Regions from separate parts of the Homo sapiens genome. Here region 2 is linked to region 1. Evidence: read pairs that join two places in POLR2A ChIA-PET (ENCODE). Cell type or tissue: GM12878. All regions are shown on one strand.

The links. ChIA-PET counts read pairs that join two places held together with the same protein. Peaks named below come from ENCODE experiments on the same cell type or tissue, not always from the same donor. Only the 100,000 strongest peaks of a DNase experiment are listed, where the experiment ranks them.
Region 2: POLR2A ChIA-PET joins it to region 1 with 8 read pairs; 2 of 35 experiments call an interaction of 5 or more read pairs at or near these places.

The regions. Positions count from the first base shown.
Region 1 is chr7:1,102,208-1,104,707 of GRCh38, reverse strand. The region is part of intron 2 of CHLSN (cholesin); the gene reads left to right. Among named protein-coding and RNA genes, the nearest start is that of GPER1, 15 kb to the right of the region's middle. In GM12878, no CTCF peak of the experiment used is centred here; a DNase peak (open chromatin) is centred at 1,317; H3K4me3 peaks cover 1,711 bases; H3K27ac peaks cover 2,000 bases.
Region 2 is chr7:1,190,009-1,192,508 of GRCh38, reverse strand. No RefSeq gene overlaps it. Among named protein-coding and RNA genes, the nearest start is that of ZFAND2A-DT, 31 kb to the right of the region's middle. In GM12878, no CTCF peak of the experiment used is centred here; no DNase peak of the experiment used is centred here.

The DNA.
Region 1 (2,500 bases):
CTTTGAAGATGGTTTTCCCAGGCACCCGGCTCACGTCTCCTGCTGTCAGGCGCATAAACAGTGTCTAGTTTAAACTTGCTGCGCTCCTGGTAATTCTGAGTGGCACGGGGTGGCCTTTCCACGTAAGCTGCATGGGCCCCTCGGGAACACAGTTGCGCTGACCTGGAGGAAAGCTCTGCTGTGATTTGCCCGGAGCTGCAGTACTGACATGCGGGCGTCAGGGTGTGCAGCACCTTGGAGCCACCGGCCTCTCAGGTGTCTGAGCTTTCATTTGCTGCTCATAGATGACGTGAATGCATTAGAGATGGGTCTCGCTGTTTCCCAGGCTGGAGTGCAGTCACTATTCACAGGCATGATCATAGCTCACTGCAGCCTCGAAGTCCTGGGCCCAGCAACCCTCCCGCCTCAGCCTCCCGGGCCACTGCATGCATGGCGGATGATGCTTTTAAAGGCTGGTAAATAAATCCAGTGTTGAGGCCCTTGCCTCGGTGCTGACAGTGGAGGTTGGCCTTCTCCAGAGCCTTTGTGGCCTGACAGAGCCCTGCCCACGGTTCAGGACTCAGCATAGCTGCCACCTCAACCCAGGTACTTTGGTCCCGCCTGGCAGTGTGAGATGGTAACCAGATGGGGCGAAACCTGTGGGTGCCATGGCAGAGCCTGGTGGGTGCTAGCACGGGGCTGGTGCTTAGGTGGCACCGAGATCCCAAAGCACAGAGCTTGGAGTTTGGTGGGAACTTACTCCCTGGGCAGGGGCCAGCGCTGCTGTGGGCCGTTCAGGCCAGGGTTCCTTCCATCCTTCCAGCTCTCCCCTGCCCCACCGGGTGCTCTCCACGCTGCCTGGTCCTTGGGAGCCCACCCCCAAGCTAGTTCCGGGTTGGGCACCCTCTGCACACTTGTGTCTCACCGTGAAGTGGGGACAACCGCAGACCCGTCTCAGGGGCTGGGGAGATGCCATGAGAGTACACGGGAGACGGAGCACAGCCCTCTCCTGTGCAGGGTGGGGACGTCGCTGTTGGTTTTGTTTAAACTCGATCATAATGAAAGCGTGGTCTGAATTTCTGAAGTTGGGTTTAAATTTGATCATAATGAAAGCGTGGTCTGAATTTCTGAAGTCAGGCTTTGTAGCAGGAAGTCTGGCTTTGTCAACAGTTTCATCAGCCAATGTCTCCTGATACAGTTGAACTTGGGAAATGGAAATACAAATAAGGGCTAATTCGTGTGGTGACAGCCTCCTCAGCTGCAGATACACCTCCAAGAGGACTGTGTGTTTTGTGGGGTGTAAGGTCATTCTAACGACTGTTGTGTGCATAGCGCCTGATAGCTGGGGTTTTCCTTAAAGAAGCCGAATGACTGTGCCTCCCTGCGCGAGGGTTTTTCTCCAGTAGCCACTTCCACTTTGACGCTTTCACCCGACAATCTCAGCCCAGGGGATGAAGCTTTCGTCCTTGCCCAGCATGCACACTTGTCTTTTACCACAGGGTCGGGCGTGGGAGGAGGTTTAGTTTGGATAGCCACGTAAACGCCTTTCCCTGTGGCCTGCGATGTTCCACACCGTTTATGTGTGAACTGGCTGCACCCGCGCCTCCCGGACGGGGCTGCCAGGGAGGAGGGCCCGGGAGACCCCATCCAGACCCCGGCCCGCACGCTGCAGAGGTCTGCTCTCAGACATGTGGTGGGCTCCGTGTCACGGGTAAGGGGTCGGGGTCTAGACGGCAACAGAGTGTCTCTCTCTTCCCGCTCCCTGGTGTGCCCACCTCCCTGTACAGTGTTTCTGTTCAAGCTGCTGCAGGGGACGGGGCATTTTTCCTCCAGACTCTATTTTCCTGCAAGGAAGAGCTGCTGTCCTTTTTCTTACTGAAGCCCCTGATTCTGTGTCTGATGTTGCTGACGCCGTGCTTGCTTTCTTGCCCGTGTGCAACTTCCCAATCCCAGCACACGTGCTCACTTCCCAAGGGTGAGGCGGGCACCGTGCCTGCGGGCGGCCCACCCTCACGGAAAGGGGCGCAGGATCACAGTTCAGTGGGTCACCTGTTCTCCAGGTCGCCCGCTGGGTTCTCTTCCGAGTGCACCTTCCTTTCTCTCTTAAAGCTTTTTAATAAACGTCCGCTCCTGCTCTGAAAAAAAAAAAAATTTTAAAAACAGGTGAATGGAAGGTGGGCATGGTTTGAAACACTCCTTTGGTTTTACCAAAGAAGCAAGACCGTCCCCTGTGGAAGTGACAGTGACCTGGTGTTGAACGCCAGCGTGGCCGGAGCTGTGAGCTTCACAGTCGTGGATGAGCGGAAGAACTTGAGTGTGGCTGCAGACGCCGACTTTTCCCTTCTTCTCCCCCTCCTCTTCTTCTTGTAAGATACACAAATCAAGAGCTGCCCGCAGCTTTAGTGGGACTGCGCGGTGGAGAAGGGAACTGCCACTGCCGCTGGGCCCAGCTCCTCGCTTCTCTCTAGAGCCGTGTGCTGGGCACGCAGCTCTGAATAATGCGGTTGGCTTTGCTCGTGGG
Region 2 (2,500 bases), 88 kb before region 1:
GGCTCTGTTTTCCTGTTTAGACTCTGACTAACGTGAAGCCACAGGAAGTTTTAAACGGCCAAATGACATCATCGTATTGCTGTTTTTGAAGGAAATCATTCTGGCCGTTGTGTTAAAGAAGGATGTTATAGGGTAAAGGCAGAAGCAGGAAGTCCAGCTGGGAAGCATCACAGCTGTCCTAGGGAGGAGGACGCGGCCTGGACCAGGATGGCTGCAGTGAGACGGATGGGGTACAGCAGCAGGCAGGTTGGCTGGGGAGAGAGGACGCGGCCTGGACCAGGGCGGCTGCGGTGAGAGGGACAGGGAGCTGCAGGCAGGCTGGGGAGATGCCTGGGGGTCATCAATAGCAGGGAGCCCCAACCTTTCTGAGACTAGGGACCAGTTTTGTGGAAGACAATTTTTCCACGGACAGTGGGGGCAGGGGATGGTTTCGGGAGGATTCAAGCACATTCGATTTATGTTGCACTTTACTTCTACTGTTATTACACTGTGATATAGAATGAAATAATTCTACGACTCGCCATCGTGTAGAATCAGTGGGAGCCCTGAGCTTCTTTTCCTGCAACTAGACGGTCCCATCTGTGGGTGATGGGAGACAATGACAGATCATCAGGCATTAGATTCTCATAAGGAGTGTGAAACCTAACCCCTCGCATGCACAGTTCACAATGGGGTTCACGATCCTGTGAGAATCGAACTCCGCTACTGATCTGACAAGGTGGAGCTCAGGCGGTAACGTCGGCAATGGGAGCAGCTGTTAATACAGATGAAGGGGCTGGCTGTGGCGGCTCACGCCTGTAATCCTAGTACTTTGGGAGGCTGAGGTGGGTGGATCACCTGAGGTCGGGAGTTTGAGACCAGCCTGGACATCATGGAGAAACCCCATCTCTACTAAAACTACAAAAATTAGCCGGACATGGTGGTGCTCACCTTTAATCCCAGCTACCCAGGAGGCCGAGGCAGGAGAATTGCTTGAACCCTGGAGGTGGAGGTTGCAGTGAGCCAAGATTGTTCCACTGCACTCCAGCCTGGGCAACAAGAGTGAGACTCTGTCTCAAAAAAAAAAAAAATACAGATGAAGCTTTGCCCACTGCTCACCCGCTGCTCACCTGGTGTGCTGCCCCGTTCCTAACAGGCCATGGATGGGTGCCAGTCTATGGCGCGGGGGTTGGGGACCCCTGGTCAACAGGACGCAGTGATGGATGGAATTGGGGGTTAGGAAGGAAACAAGACATCTGAGTCTCCTGGGTGTTGGCCGGGGCGGCTGCAGGAGGCGGCTCTGGAGCTCTGTTCCAAACGCGCTTTGTCCAAGTTCCAGGGAGCAGCTGGGTGCTCACAGCAGCTGCTGCCCAAGGGGGAAGGAAGGCAGGAGGCTGTGTCCCAATTTTGTCTGGGACTAAAGTTGACCCTTCCTTGAAATACACTTCTGATTTTTTTTTTTTTTTTTTGGGATGGAGTCTCGCTCTGTCGCCCAGGCTGGAGTGCCGTGGCGTGATCTCGGCTCACTGCAAGCTCTGCCTCCCGGGTTCACGCCATTCTCCTGCCTCAGCCTCCCGTGTAGCTGGGACTACAGGCGCCCACCACCACGCCTGGCTAATTGTTTTGTATTTTTAGTAGAGAAGGGGTTTCACCATGTTAGCCAGGATGGTCTTGATCTCCTGACCTCGTGATCCGCCTGCCTCGGCCTCCCAAAGTGCCGGGGTTATAGGCATGAGCCACCCCACCTAGCCTCACTTCTGAATTTTACCCCTAAGTTGGCATGGGAACATTCCAGAAGGCAGAGATGGTTACTCCCTGTATGCCAGTGAATCTCAAGTTATCTCAGGTAGCAGAGCCTCCAGAGGTCATGGGAGTTTTCTTAAACATTTAGAACTATGCCTACATTTGACTCCCACCTACATTTGACTCCTGCCTACATTTGACTCCCGCCTACATTTGACTGACTCTGCCTACATTTGACTCCCGCCTACATTTGACTCCCACCTACATTTGACTGACTCCTGCCTACATTTGACCCCCACCTACATTTGAGTCCCACCTACATTTGACTGACTCCCGCCTACATTTGACTGACTCCCGCCTACATTTGACTCCCACCTACATTTGACTGACTCCTGCCTACATTTGACCCCCACCTACATTTCACTCCCACCTACATTTGACTGACTCCCACCTACATTTGACTGACTCCCGCCTACATTTGACTCCCGCCTACATTTGACTCTTGCCTACATTTGACTCCCGCCTACATTTGACTCTTGCCTACATTTGACTGACTCCCACCTACATTTGACTCCCACCAACATTTGACTCCCGCCTACCTTTGACTGACTCCCACCTACATTTGACTGACTCCTGCCTACATTTAGCTCCCACCTCCATTTGGCTCTTACCTCCATTTGACTCCCACCTGCATTTGACTACCGCCTCCACTGGACTCTGTCCTGCATTGGACTGACTCCCACCTACATTTGACTCCCACCTACATTTGACTGACTCC